Linked DNA regions of Homo sapiens: region 1 is linked to region 2. A link is a loop called in an ENCODE intact Hi-C map of the cell type or tissue named here. Cell type or tissue: Calu3. All regions are shown on one strand. Links, peaks and the distances in the headings refer to the core of each region. The heading gives the core; the rest is flanking DNA.

The links. Hi-C counts contacts between places; a loop is a spot of excess contacts. Peaks named below come from ENCODE experiments on the same cell type or tissue, not always from the same donor. Only the 100,000 strongest peaks of a DNase experiment are listed, where the experiment ranks them.
Region 1: a loop joins it to region 2, with 1.8 times the contacts of the local background. A loop is called at or near these places in 2 of 110 quality-filtered maps.

What each region holds. Positions count from the first base shown.
Region 1 is chr5:6,896,730-6,905,069 of GRCh38, forward strand. No RefSeq gene overlaps it. Among named protein-coding and RNA genes, the nearest start is that of MIR4278, 73 kb to the left of the region's middle. In Calu3, for the core only: no CTCF peak of the experiment used is centred there; a DNase peak (open chromatin) is centred at 4,282.
Region 2 is chr5:6,817,493-6,825,832 of GRCh38, forward strand. The region is part of intron 1 of LINC02236 (long intergenic non-protein coding RNA 2236); the gene reads left to right. Among named protein-coding and RNA genes, the nearest start is that of MIR4278, 6.3 kb to the right of the region's middle. RefSeq lists an enhancer at 5,640-6,224. In Calu3, for the core only: a CTCF peak has its summit at 3,559 (motif pointing right); DNase peaks (open chromatin) are centred at 3,579 and 5,699.

The DNA.
Region 1 (8,340 bases), core at 11-8,010, 79 kb after region 2:
TTAAGTGATTTTCCTTCAAATACAGAGAATGATCTAAAACAAAGCTAAGCAAAATTGTACACAATTTGGAAGAGACACAAGCTTAATAATCCAATCTTTATGACTAAGGCAAAATAGAATAAACAATGAAAAATAGCAGGAACTTTTGAAATAGCAAGTTTATGGAAACTTTCTTTGATCATGTTGAAACACAACTGAAACTAAATATAAATTATATTTGTATATAATATATACATTATATTTTGATATGGTTTGGCTGTGTCCCCACTCAAAGCTCATCTCAAATTGTAATCCCCATAATCCCCACCTGTTGAGGGAGGGACCTGGTGGGAGGTGACTGGATCATGGGGGTGGTTTCCTCATGCTGTTCTTATAATAGTGAGTGAGTTCTCTCAAGCTCTGATGATTTTATAAATGTTTGACAGTTTCTCCTTCACATGCGCTCTCTCTCACCTGCCACCATGTAAAACATGCCTGCTTCCCCTTCCACCATGATTGTAAGTGTCCTGAGGCCTCCCAAGGACATTATTCACAGAACTAGAAAAAACTATTTTAAAATTCATATGGAACAAAAATGAGCCTGAATAGCTAAGGCAATCCTAGGCAAAAAAAAAAAACCAACCAAGGCTGGAGGCATCATGCTACCTGACTTCAAACTATACTACAGGGCTACAGTAACTGAAACAGCATGGTACTGGTACAAAAACAGACACATCAACCAATAGAACAGAATAGAGAGCCCAGAAAGAAGACTGCATGCCTATAACCAGCTGATCTTTGACAATGCTGACAAAAACAAACAATGGGGAAAGTACTCCCTATTTGATAAATGATGCTGGGATAACCATATGCAGAAGATTGAAAGCGGACTCCTTCTTTACATCGTATACACAGATCAACTCAAGATGGATTAAAGACTTAAATGTAAAATCTGAAACTATAAAAACCCTGAAGACAACCTAGGCAGTACCATTCAGGACATAGTCATGGGCAAAGCTTTCATAAGGAAGACTCTAAAAGCTATCATGACAAAAGCAAAAATTGACAAGTGGGATCTAATTATACTAAACAGCTTCTGCACAGTAAAATAAACTATCAACAGAGTAAACAGATAACCTACAGAATAGGAGAAAATATTAATATTTGCAAACTGTGCATCTGGCAAAGGTCTAATATCCAGCATCTATAAGGAACTTAGATACTTTTACAAGAAAAAATGAAACAACTCCATTAAAAAGTGGGCAAAGGACATGAACAAACACTTTTCAAAAGACATATATGCAGCCAACAAGCATATGAGAAAAAGCTCAATATTACTGATCATTAGAGAAATGCAAATCAAAACCACAATGAGACACCATCTTACACCAGTCAGAAAGGGTATTACTAAAAAGTCAAAAAATAACAGATGTTGGTGAGGTTGCAGAGAAAAGGGAACACTTATACACTGTTGGTGGGAGTGTAAATTAGTTCAACCATTGTGGAACGCAGTGTGGCGATTCTTCAGAGCTAAAAACAACTACCATTCGACCCAGCAATTCCATTACTGGATATATACTCCCCAAAATGTAAATCATTCTACCATAAAGACACATGGATGCGTATGTTCATCGCAGCACTATTCACAATAGCAAAGACATGGAATCAACCTGAATGCCCATTAATGGTAGACTGGATAAAGAAAATGTTGTACCTATACACCAGGGAATACTATGCAGCCATAAAAAAGAACAAGATCATGTCCTTTGCAGGAACATGGAGCTGGAGGCCACCATCTTTAGCAGTAACACAGGGACAGAAAACCAAATACTGAATGTTCTCACTTGTAAGTGGGAGCTAAATGATAAGAACTTATAAACACAAGGCTGGGTGTGGTGGCTCTCTTCTGTAATTCCAGAACTTTGGAAGGCTGAGCTGGGGGATCTCTTGAGGCTAGGAGTTCGAGGCCAGCCTGGCCAACATGGTGAACCCCCCAGCTTTACTAAAAATACAAAAATTAGCCGGGCATGGTGGCACATACCTGTGATACCAGCTATTCATGAGGCTGAGGCACGAGAATCACTTGAACCCTGGAGGCGGAGGTTGCAGTGAACCAGGATAGTGCCACTGCACTCCAGCATGGGTGAGGAAGCGAGACTTTATAAAAAAAAAAAAACTATGAACACAAAGAAGGAAACAGCAGACACTGGGGTCTAGTTGAGGGTGGAGGGTAGAAGGAGAAAGAGGATCAGAAAAAATAACCATTGAGTACTAGGCTTAGTACCCAGGTAATGAAACAATATGTACAACAAACCTCTGTGACACGAGTTTACCTATATAACAAACCTGCACATGGGCCACTGAGCCTAAAATAAAAGAAAGATACAAAAATACGTATTAATGTAGTATATTATATGTGTAATATATATTTTATTATAATATTAGATATTGTAATACTGTATTATGATGTGCAATACAATAAAAATAAATACCTTTAGGAAGTAAATGCCCCTGTAGATCTGAAGGACGCTTAGAAAGTCATGGGAGGTTCTAGACCTGCACGTGATCAGAGCATGCCAAGATAAACATCCTCGCAAAGTTTTTCTTTCCCTAAGACAAGCAGCACAGAGAACACTGAGGTCCACATTCCCGGCTTCCTGGTCGGCCTCCTACACTTACTGGCCTGATGACCTTCTGGCTCATTTTGTTGTGGGTGAAGTGGAGATTATAATGTTGCCAACCTAACAGGACTGGTATGAGGATCCAGTGAGTTAACACACACACGAGGCCTGCAGAGCCGTGCTTGGCATTCAGTCAGCTCTCGTGACTGTCAGCCTCAAGGCTACGTAAGCCAGTTCTGGGGATGCTGGCCACATGCTTAGAGACAAGGCTGTCCAAAGAAGCCACTTATTGAAATCCACCTCCGGTTTATAACCTTCTGGCTGGAAATACATTATTGCACTTGGATTTTGTGATATAACTTGAAATAAGCATTGACTGACTTCTTGTAACTGACCTGGATATGTTGTTGGCTAACATATTATGGAGAACTATTGTATGTGCTTTAGGAAGAAAAGCACTAGTTCATTTCAGTGAAATCAGGTTAAAAATAATTTAGGAAATAAAATATAGAGTATTGACCCGATTGCTTTTGGAATGTGAGGACTCAAGGCAGCAAGCTCTAGTTGCAATCAAGCCCAATTACAGGCTGTTTCTTTCCGATGCAGAGGCTTACGTCACTATTTTGAGGTTAGAGAATAAAATATCGATTGAACTGGAAATAGAATTCAAAGCAATTTAATAAGCTCAAATCCTGCTGCTGTTGTTTTCTTCATTTTATTCAAAAAATACTATATGCAGCTGGCCTTATAGCCGTCTGTTTGGGGCAGTTTGTCTGTGGAACAGCTAATTAAGGGGAAGAAGATTTGTCATCTTAAAGAATGCTGACAACTCTAACGACTCTCAGGGAAACAAAATCTTGTTAGAAAACTGTCTCTTTTGTTTTCATTGCTGCTTATTTGGTGTGTCTTTTTGATGGGCAAGGAGGATATTTGGCTATTCTCTGAAAGGGTGCACACCTTCCTCAGAAGGGAGCAACTCATTTCTAAGCATTTTAATTTGTCAATTTTTATTTTTCTTGCTCAGTACGCCATTCTATCTCTGTGGTCTAATAAAAATGCTTTTAATCGTGGTTGCAAATACACATATATGTATATATGTAACATAAAATTTGCCATGGTAATCATTTTTGGGTATAGAATTCAGTGGCATTAATTGCATTCACCATGTTCTACAACCATCACCATGATCTATTTGCAAAACCTTTTAATCACTCCAACTGTGGCCTATTTTTGTATTAGGAAGACTTGAGCATGATTCTGTGTATCGGGGACTCCTCTGGGTGTTTCTGGTGGAGGCGACCCCTGAGGAGAAGAGGCTGCCCTTGTCCCTGCGATGGCTGCAGGGCTGGAGTGCGGAGGGCCATTGCTGCTGGGCAGATGTCCTTGGATTTGAGCTCCATCGGTCAGGGGGTTTGGGATGAGCATGGGATAAGTAGTCATTTTTCTGCGATGTAAGGCCCTCATGGAACAGTGCCTTCCCTTTATCAATTTTTCAGAGAATCAAATCAACTTTGTAACCAGCGATAGCCTTTTCTCCATCACATGGCTCCTCCCTCCTCCCAACAATCAAACACAGAAAACAAAGCATGGCTCCTGCTTGTTGGTTTTGGCAGCCGGAGTGAGGGAGCTGAGTAACGAAGCCCCCTCTCTGTTTTATCGCTTACAGCTTCCGCAATCCTTTTAAGAGATCACATGGGAAACTCCGGCTTTTGAATTTCGTGTGTTCACAGTGGGTGACAAAGGGGAGGCTGAAAGAACAGACCTTGCTCTTTAAGGCCGATTATTTGCTTTTCATCCAAACGTGGTTAAATTATAACCTGGCCCATTCTTCATGGAGCTCTATGAAGTTTCTAACAGAAATTATAGGAGACCATCTGTTTTTTATTTCTTCAGTAAACAAACCTATTAAAAGTGCACTTCTCCCTCACAAGCCTGCAGAATTTGAAATGAACACTGAATAATTTAATGATTTAAAAATAATTTAACCTATTTGGTCCATTTGAATTTATTTAAAAACAAAAACAAGGCTTTAGTGACTTACTGGACAGAAATGATATTCAACTTTGAAAAGCTCATTAGGTGCTAATAAGAATTGAGTTATCATGTCTTCGTAGAAATCTTTTCCTCCTAGAATCAGCTAACGATTTAGAAATTTATAATATTAATATTTATTTATATTATTGATATAATATACTAATAATATATCACTTATAATAGTATAGGTAATATACTTAAGTAATAGTATACTTAATATAGTAATATACTTAAGGGTAATATGTACTTAAGTAATAGTATACTTAATATAATATAGGTTATATATTATAATTGATATATTAATATAATGCCATATATTAAGTATTCATTTATAAATATTAATATTTAGTGCTATTTGCTTAACTCAATCTTGGAAATTTTATTAAAATAGATTTTGTAAAAAAAAAAAAACACAAAAACCTAAGAAAGATGTTCTTCTCCTCTCAAGGAACTTATGTTTTAGGCTATACCCATCAATATGGGCAATATCTGCAACATCACACCAGGAAGAAACTTGTCGAACATGTACATGAGGCTACAGAAGGCCATATTCATAAGCTCTTATTGCTGTGGCACTCAATTTGAATAATGTGAAATGTCATGTGAACTTCAGAATTATGAACTATACACAGAGAAGAGATAGACATGAAGTTTCTGAGTTGTTTTGGCTTTTGTTGTTATTTTTGTGCCTTCCTATACCACTTGGAAAGGCTGAAAAGGGGCAGGGGTGTACAAAAGCTTACTCTAGGCTCAGGGATGTAGAGAAGGTCTTGAGAACACAGCAAGAGAAGAAGAGCAAAGAGGGCACGGTGCATGGGACTGGGTTGGCCTGGATGGGAAAGGAGAAGAGTGGGGCTACAGGTGGACACAGATTGTCACCTGGGCTGGTCCCCAGGGTGTGTCAGCCCCATGGTCCCCAGGTGTCTCCACACCACCCTGTGAACAGTGGCCACCTGGCTGGGCCCTTCTTGTGGCCGATCCTTCATCCTGACCTGTCTTGCCCATCACCTGGCTTAGGTGATGAAGAAATGGGAAGGGCTCAGGTAAGCGTAGGCCTCAGGCCCCAGGAGAGCAGAGACACCACAACTAGAAGCAGAAATTCTTCAAAGAATACAATTCTAGGAATTTTAAAAAATCAATGAGATTTTTATTATAGAAAAAACCAATTTTGGGTTTTCTTTAGCTCCCAGCTTAGTATTATTTTTATCACTCCAAATGTTAGTCAAAATAGAAATAATGCTGAATGGTGAGCTAAAGGACATGCCCATGATCGCCATCATAACATCAGCACTCAAGGCTCTGCAGGTGGTCATTGGCTGTGCAGGCCAATCTGCAGACTTAGTCAAATGCAGTGTTGTGGATGAAACGCAGCAACTGCTCCATCTGCTAACACAGCCAGCTGGCTGGCCCTGAGCACTTCTCCCTGCCTGTCTGTCGTAGGCAGCGATGGGGATGTTGCCAAGCTCATTGTCTAGGGCTTTTTATACCTCGGAGGAGCAGAGCTGGTGCCCTAGTGCATCCTGGTCCCCATGTCAGGGAGCTTGGTGGGATAAGCTGGTTCACACTGTCACTCAGCACACATCAATGGTGCAAAGTCACATACACACACACACACACACAGAGGCCTTGGATGGAGGCCTTTCTAGTTCCTCTAGAAGCAGGAGAGAATGTCAGCATGGGGTGCTGGAAAGTCTATTTGCATGGACCTCATTGGGCCTTTGGGGGAGCACACTAAAAGGCACATTGGAGATGAAGGTGACTTCCCAGGCTGAGATCCCAATCACAAGGACAGATAATGGTTGTTCTTTGACTTCCAGATGTGTCAGGGGTCAGTTGGGAAACCAGAGAGCTTGCAAGCATTATGGGAATAAATGTTGGGGGCTATAAGAAAGGGAAGATCTGGAAAGGGGCAGTCAGGCGTCTTAATTGAAGAAAACCACTGCAGCCTGCAGCCCTTGAACTAGAGTCCAAGCTTGTGGGAAAGTCCAAATCCATTTCTGGGGTGTGAGAAGAGAGGCCATGGAGACACAAGGACATCTCCAGCCACCCTACAGGCTGGATCTCAGTGCCTAGTGGGGGCTTGGGCCATTGTAGGCCAATGGTGATCAGGAAGACAAGCTGGCTGTGGAGCAGATGGCAACAGGGACCACTGGGATGGACGCGTACCTCTGAGTTATCTGTCACCCTTCCCCTGTCCTCACTGTCCAGAGGGATGGCCACTGCCTCACCTGGGCCCTTCAGCTGTTACGTGAGTGCCTCTTGTTAGCAAGCTTGAACCTGGAGCCATGCAGGGAAGGGGATTCAGGGAAACGCAGTCACCTCCTTAGATGGGGACAAAGGGGCTGAGGACAGCAGACAAGGAAGCACACAGGCACGATCAGGGACCTGGAGCACTGCTTCAGGTGGTCAAGTATAGGAAGCACTCCTTACATATGTGGAATATTCTTTCAGAACTGGGTTTGTATTTGAAGGAAGAGAGAGGTAGAGCGAGTCATGACAATGGGGTGGTGGAGAGACCAGTGGGCCTGAAGTCGCACTGTTTTGTGGCCTAACAAAGTCTAAGAGGGTCTTTTCCTGCTCCAATGTAGCCTCTGTGGCCAAAGATTGATCAGGTCTACCTTGGAAAGTAAAGGAGAGACCCGGCTTCTATCTGTGACACTTGGAGGTGATGTCACGGGGAAGAGCCATCTCTGAAGCCAAGAGAGGCCTGGCCACAGCATCAGGAGCCAGTATGGGGCAGTCAGCTGGGGACATGGGGTCTGGATGGAGTGCCATGGCTTGTGGCCTTTTGAAGACAAGACTGGAAGCTGGAGGTACAAGAGAACTGAACTTGGGCAGTGTTGGGCAGGATGAGAACAGCTGCCAACCAGACAGGAGATCACCTGGGCTTTCTAGAGCACAGGAGAGACTGGGAACTGGGGCTCCAACAGTTAGCCTAGTGGGCAGCGGTTTTGTGATTGGCCCCATTGTGCACTGATCACATCCCAGCTGGCATGGCCTGAGCGCCTCTGTCTTGTAGGAAAGGGCAGCGCGTGGCTGGGGTTCTCTGGGTCTCATCATGGTTTGCGGTATTGTGGGTTTTTAAAATATGAGATCGTTTAGAGATACACACTTAATCCTTCAAAGCACCAAAGTAAGAAACACTCAATGACTTTATTGATACCATTAGCATTCTCAGATTCCTTGCGTATGGCACATATTGTACCTGAGATGGAATTTTTTAGCCAGGTAGTCATAACACAGCATGTTTTTTTGGTTGGTTGTTTTCTTGTTTTTTTTTGAGACAAAGTCTTGCTCTGTCACCCGAACTGGAGTATAGTGATGTGATCTCAGCTCACTGCAAACTCCAAGCTATTCTCCTGCCTCGGCCTCCCAAGTAAATGGGATTACAGGCACGCACCGCCACACTCAGCTCATTTTTGTATTTTATTTAATAGAGACGGGGTTTCACCATGTTGGCCAGGCTGGTCTCGAACTCCTGACCTCAAGTGATCTACCCACCTTGGCCTCCCAAAGTGCTAGGATTACAGGCATGAGCTGCTGTGCCCAGCCAGCATTTTTGTTAACAAAAACTCTCAGAATTAACAAGACAGCCTCTTTCAGTTGCTACAGAAGACCACAATATTTGACTATAGAAGTCAAGTTGAAGTGAGCTGATTTGATGATGAACGTTTGAGCTTGCTTTTGCTTCTGGTGCATGTGTGTG
Region 2 (8,340 bases), core at 274-8,273:
ACTGGTGTCTGTGCCCTCCCATCCAGTTACGCCTCTTCTCACCTCCGTGCTGTCCTCAGCTCGCCTGGGCATTGCTGAGTATGTTTGTAGGGTCTACCACTCACGGACCTCCAGACATAGGTGAGAATCAGTTCTTTTTCTTAATTTTTTTAAATTTTATTATTAAATTTTTTTTTATTATACTTTAAGTTCTAAGGTGCATGTAACGTGCAGGTTTGTTACATATGTATACATGTGCCATGTTGGTGTGCTGCATCCATTAACTCATCATTTACATTAGGTGTATCTCCTAATGCTATCCCTCCTCCCTCCCTCCACCCCAGGACAGGCCTCAATGTGTGATGTTCCCCTTCCTGTGTCCAGGTGTTCTCATTGTTCAGTTCCTACCTATGAGAGAGAGCATGCGGTGTTTGGTTTTCTGTCCTTGTGATAGTTTGCTCAGAATGATGGTTTCCAGCTTCATCTATGTCCCTACAAAGGACATGAACTCATCCTTTTTTATGGCTGCATAGTATTCCATGGTGTGTCTATGTGCCACATTTTCTTAATCCAGTCTGTCATTGATGGACATTTGGGTTGGTTCCAAGTCTTTGCAATTGTGAATAGTGCCGCAATAAACATACGTGCGCATGTGTCTTTATAGCAGCATGATTTATCATCCTTTGGGTATATACCCAGTAATGGGATGGCTGGGTCAAATGGTATTTCTAGTTCTAGATCCTTGAGGAATTGCCACACTGTCTTCTGAGAATCAGTTCTTTATTTCCAAATCCATGTCTATCCTCCTGAGCTATTTGTGTGTATGTGTGTGCATTATTTGTGTGTTTGTACATCATGCAAAGTAATGAGATGTTTAGAGGCAATGGCAAAAAGGAACAAACTGTCTTGCTTATTTTATTCCCCCCAAGTCTCTTCTTCCCCCTTCCAGCCTGTTTTTATGTATAATCTTCTGGTGGGGTTGGGAAGTGTGGACAGTGAAGGGAAAGCACCTTGCAAATTCTTGTCAATTTTCTCTAACTAGGAGGGTCTCATGCTTGTGTCAGTGCCACAAGCTGAAGGCCACCAAGAGGATATCTAAAGGTTAACAAGCTGGGTTTATTACTCATTTTGACAAGAAAGAACACACATGGTGAAGAACAATAAGGCGTCTCAGTAGGAGAAGGAGGTATAGGATTTGGGCTTTGGTTGGGTGATTGGGAGAGGGTGTAAGGCAGCAGGTGTTTGCTGTGGATTGGTTGCTGTCAGAAAGCAGGGAAGATCCTATGATTGCGTCTCCCCCATGTGTCTTAGTCTCATCTGTAGGGAGGGCAAGCTGCGGTGAAGATAAGCCTGCAGGGGATAAGAAGCAGCTGTCACTCACTCTAATCAGGAGGTGGTACAGCGACCTTGTTTTTGTCTGTGCTTAGACAAAATTATAAAGCTCCTTGGTTTGTCTCACTTACTCCTGCTCTGAGTAAGCTCACCGGGGGAGCTGTTCTGTGAGAATGTTTATGTCCAAGAGAAAAATAACCTGACCCCCCTGTGAGCGTCAGGGTCTGCTTTGATTTCTTCCTTCCTCACCTGGCGACCTCCTTACTGAACCCAGTGGTTTCTCATATGTTTGTCCTTGACTCTGTGTGTGCACATGTGATTGTGTGCATACATGTGTGTCTATGGGGCAGAAAGGGGAAAGGAAAGTAGAACTCATTTCAGGCCTCATGTAAACAACCAGAAGGTAAAACTTCGCATCTCACCCCGCTCCACTTGTATTTGATCGCTGTTTAATGGCAGGCGGCTCTGGACAGAGCTAATTTTCCTCTGAGTCAACCTCACAAATCTTGTTTTCTTTATTCTCTCATCACCTCCCTCCCTCTTCTGCCTGATGTTGCCGGCCCCCTTGTGGAATAATCTCAACAGCATGGGCTATTTTGCTGTTTTGCTGCGTCTCTATTTAGGGGCACTGATTTGTTCCAAAGTTACTTGAAGAATCATCTGTGATGGGTGGTCCCATAAGGGCGTGGCTCATCAGTTTTTCTGGAAGCAATTGAAAGCCCAGAAATGTATTAGGGCTCAAGCATTGCAATAAAGCCCAGAACTGAAATTCCTGTGTGGGAACTGCAGGATTATATGAGAAATAAAACAAAACAAACCAACAAAAAACCCAAAGACAAAACAAACAAACAAAAGAATGGGGAAAAAAAGGTGATATGAGGAAGGATCACTGGGAGGTGCTGTTTCTCCACTGAGGCTAACGGGGTTGAGCAGTGGGCTCTGAGCTTTGTTTAACTTCTCTCCTCTGTATTCCGAAGTGTGCTGCGTGGCTTGCGGTCTGTGAAGAATTGTCGCAGCTCTTGCCTGGCAGCTTATCACTGTCGGTTATGCTTCTTTCCAGTCACACCTTGCTCCAAATGACTTAGCTGATGTCTTCCTCTCAGAAGTGTACCTGACTAATCCTTTTCTTCTATGATTTAATTTGGAAGGGAGCTGCTTTTTTCCCCTTCCTTTTTGCATTTATTCAGGTACTATGACAGCTTACAGTTGACGAAGATTGCATTTTCTGATGGAGAGTGGTATAAGCGAGCTTGAAATTTTGGGTTAGACCTATTCCTCCCTTAAGAATGTCAAACTTAAAATATTTTTCAAATATACTGTGTGACAGAAACATTTATTGCTCAGTGAAAATCCATGTGACACCCACATTTCCCAGAGCCTTGGGGTTAGGCAGGGCCATGTAGCAAGCTCTGGAGAGTGGTCCTCAGCATGACCGTTGGGCTTCTAAAGCATTTAAGAGAAGAGGCATGGCCCTTCAGTTCTCCCTTCACTGATGCAGTGCCCTGGAAACCATGCAATCCAAATGGTGCAGCCATAAGGAGCAATTCACCTGGGCCTCCAAGTCGCTGCTTGAAGCTGAGAGTCCTTAGATAGTGGCTGAAACCACAGAAGACTTGTGGGGTGAGTGGGTGGGGGGTCAAATGGAGCTTTATGCAAAGCCACTGAGATCTGAGGGTTGGTTTGTTACTGCAGCATAACACATTCTGATTAATACAAAAATATTTAAATGCTAGAAACTACTGCATCTGCAATAACTAAGAAATAAACTAATGCATTACTAACAGAGATAATTAACAATTTAATAGCATTTAAAAAGTTGGAATCTTGATGCTTAGGAAATAGAATTTGTGGAGTTTCTGTGAAGGGGCTTTTTGAGAGAATGAAGGGCTAGCAGTCAGTGACATTGTTTGACTTCACATCAAATGTCTTCCTTTTCGTTACCTTCATACAGGCTCTGAGCATAATTGGAGTCATTTAAACATTTTTACTCATAAATAGAAAAATTTTTATTTTTTGGAAAGAATGGCAAAAAGGAAAAGGGAGGCATTTGCCATGAAAGTGTGAGAAAATGATTGCGTTAGGTGGAAGTACCTGGGCTGTGAGCAGCGATGCATGAAAGAGAAAGGAAAAGCTCTGTGTATTCACGATTCTAAGAGCCTAGAGGAAAAGCTCTGTTGCTGATTCTTCCAAGAGCCTAGAGAGGTTGAACTTTAAATCAGACAGTTCCTAAGTGTGGCCTCTAGAGGTCGCCACCATCCCACGACAGCTTGGTGGTTGAGCGGTGGGTGATAAACGAGGAAGACTGTAGGGGCGCCTGTTCGCGTGTAAAGACTATAAGAAACTTCATTTGTTTTTGCATTCTGGAAATAATGTTCATATGCAGCAGTTTTAAAAATCGATGTTAGAGAATGCAGTTAAAATTCTCTCCTAAATTTAGTTATTTCTTAATAAAATCCAAATGTTTGCAGAAGTACATGTTAAACAAAACAGGAGGTGACTGTGTGATTTAAAAAATAATTCCCGTTAGGATTTCTTTAAATGTTAACCATTCTACTTCATTTCATCAATTTAGAATAATTTATTTATGGCAACATTTTAGAAGTAGACTTAATAAAGAAAAGTGTACCAGGATAGTTTAATCTGATTTAACTCAATATTAAGTTTCCTGAACTCTATAGACTATACACAGTCATATATAACCAGAACTATTCCTTGGGTGACTTCCCAGAGGCACATTTTGTTAATAGTCTTTTGGGCGATTTTCTTGCTCATCATGAAACCATAGTAGGTGCTAAAGTACTTCCTCGTTAATTTTTTGTTTTTCAAAATTTTCTGTAAAAATCATGGAGTTAAATAGAATATGCATACACACATTATTTATTTTAAAAGTATTTTGCTTTTTCCAAACAGTGGGAAACATTCAAAGTGTGTTTCTGGGGTAATAGCAGCTTTTTAGAAAGTTTTTAAGAACCTGAGAACTAAAGAGATGATGTTTTAGCATTTATTCACTTTGTCCCTCAAAGCACGGCAGAATTATTTAGAGCTGCTTGTTTGCCTCTTTTTAGACATCTCGTTAGGATTCAGACTGTTTCTTGCACAGGGGAGATCTCAGCCTGAGGAAAACATGATGTAGAATGCATTGGGAAGATTCCAGTAAGATCAAGGGGAGGGGGCTTGGAGATGGAAAATGGGCCAGGACTTTCCGCTGTGCCCCACTTCTGCCTTGCAACCCTGTCGTCAACACGGGGATGGTGACCACTATAAGCACAGCTGCATTTGCTTCAAGACATAAAATGCAGACTTCCCTGCTTGGTGTGAAGGTGCCACAGGCAAGCAGACTGACACAGGCTCTGGAGGGAAATCGTGCATCCTGTCTGTTGCACGCGAGGATGCGATGGCCACAGTGATGCTCCAACCCACGTCTGTTAAGTGGGAGCAGAGCCAGGAGCTGGGCGATGGAACCCATGGTTTCTGAAACAGGAGAGTTGCTGCTTCACAGCGTGGAGGTGCACAGTCCAGCCTCTCACAGTTGCCTTGGCTAGCAGCAGAGCAAGGGAGGATCAGGTGGATAGTGTGGTGATTACAAATGCAGCTCGATGCTTTCAGTTGTGGCACCAAATACATTCTAATATTTAAAAGGACCTGTGAATTGTAAGAGCTGGAAAACTAATCGAAGATGGACAGTGCACCCTGGTGACAGACTCATTCCCCTAGTCTGGTGTTGAGGACATACTATGCTGTTAGTGCTTACCATGTAGGAGGTCAACACACTGAAGGAAACTCAGCCACTTTCTCATTCATAACTGCACAATAATGGCCTCCATTATGCTTTTTGGAGGACCCCTTTTTTGGACCACAGCTAATCGGGCTTCCATCTGTCACCCAGGTGTCCCTTGGCCAGAGTCATTGCCCTCGAGGTTTCCCTCAGTGTGGCTGGCTCAGCTGGCTGCCTGCGTGGGCAGCTCCTATCACCTCTGCCAATTCTCCAGCTTGCTTTCTTCTGACTTTCTCAGTCACTGCTGAAAGTGGGTTTGCAAAGCAGTTTCTTCTTCCCCCACAGCGCCCTGTCCCACCAGGCTGGTATGAAACCCCGGCTGCCTTCCCTAGAAATCCCAGCAAACCAAACCAAACCTCTGTGAGGATCCCTGACGAGGCCCCGGTGAGGGAGGACCCGAGGCAGGACACACTCCACCGCCCGGCCGCTCCTCCTGTGCAGGCCCCTCACCCTCTACGCGCTGCTCCGAGTCCAAGGCTCCCAGTCAGCCGCCTCTGGGTGCCTTAGACCACCGAGGGTCCAGAGTGGGGGACCTGGGAACCTTTCCCCCGACTCTGCTCTGCCGATGTTTTCCGCCCACACGGCGGCAGCACCACTGTGTCCCCTGGGGAGACCTGCTGTTGTTCCGGCTTCCCCTCCCACAGGGCTGACCCGTGCACCTCTTCCATTTGCCTCTCCAGCCAGGGGTGGCTGTCGCTTTCTGCTGTTGCTCACCCTCCCTGTTTGCTGCTCGGCCCCCTCCGTCACGGGTGACCAATCCCCTGCACGGAGTTCTCTCTGTTGTTCAAGTGGCCCAGTTGTTTCCCTGGCCAGATCCTCAAGGACACAGTTGTCTCCTTCCTCCGCTGACTCTTTCATTTTCTTCTATTCCATTTTGTCCACGAATATTCCTCTGTCTTCCAGAAGTAGGTGATTCTGACACCTAAGCCTCGTGGCTGTTCCCATTCCTCTGAGGAATGCAGTCCTGACAGCATCCTTATCCCCCCGGGGATCAGTGCTTCCTGAGTCGTAGAGAACTGTTTCTGTACCTTGTTGTGAATAACTAGACAACATTTTGTCTTACCTAATCAAAATGTCCCCCAAAATCCTTAGGTTCTTTTAAAATGAATACATTTTTACACTTTGGGTTACAATCTGAAGATTAACACCAGTGCAATATATGATTAGTTTAGAAGCCTCCCTTTCTAGTACATGAAAAAAAAAAAAGCAATGAGTTTTATGATCAAAGTTAAAGAATTAGCCTCTATATACCTTGAGAGGTGTCAGTCAAGCACATTTGATCTGCATTGATTCTGGTTTTGTTTTCAGGCATTCTAGAGTTTCCATTTATTGGACATCCTATGTCTATTTTTTGTTTATCTTATACATCTAAATCTTTTTCTTCTGATAGGAAATGTTTCCTGCATTCTGGGTGATTTTATGCAGCTTGTCTGAGGAAGTGCTAATTCTGTTAACTCCCCAGTGTTGATTCTCCGTTTTATTCTGTGCACTGTGGGCTTACCTCCTGGGTGGTATCACTCTGTGCTGCGACTTCTCGGCATAAACAGAGCTCTTTTTCTTGCTCTGATCCCGCCCCGGCTCTTCTTTGATCTTCTGTTTCATGGAGCTCACCTGAACGTCTCCAGCCTCAGCAGCTTCCGATGGCCCTGCAAGTTGATGTTCCTGAGCTCCTATACAATTCCGGGTATATTTCTGTGTTTTTAAGGACTTTAAAATAAACATATACGCCACCTACTGTATGATTCCAACTACATGACATTCCGGAAAAGGCAAAACTATGGAGATGGAAAAAAGACATCAGTGGTTGCCAGGACCTGGGGGGAGGGAGGGATGAACGGGCAGAGCCCTGAAGAATTTCAGGACAGTGAAAATGTATGATACTGTAATCATGTGTATCCATGTCATTCTGCACTTGTCCAAACCACAGCATGCACAATTCCAATCGTGAATCCTGGTGTAAACTATGGATCTAGGTGATTAGGATGCATCAGTACAGGTCCACCAGCTGTCATGACTGAACCGCTCTGGTGCAGGGTGCTGATAGTGGGGGAGGCCGGATGGGTGTGGGGTACGAGTATATAACTCTCTGTACCTTCTGCCCAATTGTGCTGTGAACCTAGAACTGTTCTAAAAAATAAAATCTATTAAAATATGTACATATGCATGCAACAATTCTCTATGCAATTAAAAATAATATAGGGACTTTAGAATAAACCATAAATGCCATTTACTCCTTTAAGTGACCCCTGACAGTTTCCTCCCTAGAAGGAGCCACTATTAACAATCATGCCTGTATCTCTCTAGATCCTTTTCTGTGCCTTCACATGTACTTACACGCACACTCACACGCACTTACTAATGCCCTCACACACACAGACACATGAACACATCCATACACACTCACACACACAACTGTAAAATGTAAACAGGATTCTACTTTACATGTTCCCTTCATGATTTTTCTAACAATCTTCAAAACCTTAACATGTCAGAACATACTATCAGAATTCATTCTTTTTCACTGGTTCATCATGTTACTCGTTTCCCTCTTGGGTTGTTTTCATCTTCTTGAGTAGTTGGCGATTCTTAAACATATACCCTGAATATCAATCTTTAGCCTATGGTATATGTTGCAAATATTTTCTCTTATTTTTCTAATTTTCCCTTTTTTTATGGTGTTCTTTGGTCACAGGCATGTTTTAAATGTTCATGTAGTGTTTCCTTTGACTTCTGAATTTTGTGAGCTAGAATTTACAAAATTCTATATTTACAAAATATTCTATATTTACAAAATTCTAGCTCAGAGAATCCTTCCCCATTATAAGATTATGAAGCTATTTTGATATTTTCTTCCATTCTTTCAAAATCATTTAGAATTTACTTTTGGCCATGGTATATCTAATTTTATATTTCTCCTTAATGGATGGCCAGTTACTTGAAAACCATTGAATACATGGAGGAAAGCATTTTTCCACACTGATTAAAAAATGCCACCTTAGTGATATGTCTAGATTTTCTGTTTAGTTCTATTGATTTGTCCTTTCCTCCATAAACACATTATGTAAATTTCTATAACAAGACAATATGTTTTGATATCTGGCCTATTTCCCTTAATTGTGTGTTTTAAATCAGAATTTATTAGTTTTTTTTTTTTTGCATTTATTTACTCTGCCAGATGAATGTGGGAATCAGTGTGTCAGGTTCTAAAAACATACTGTTGTAATTTTGGTCAGGATTGCATCGAATATGCAGAT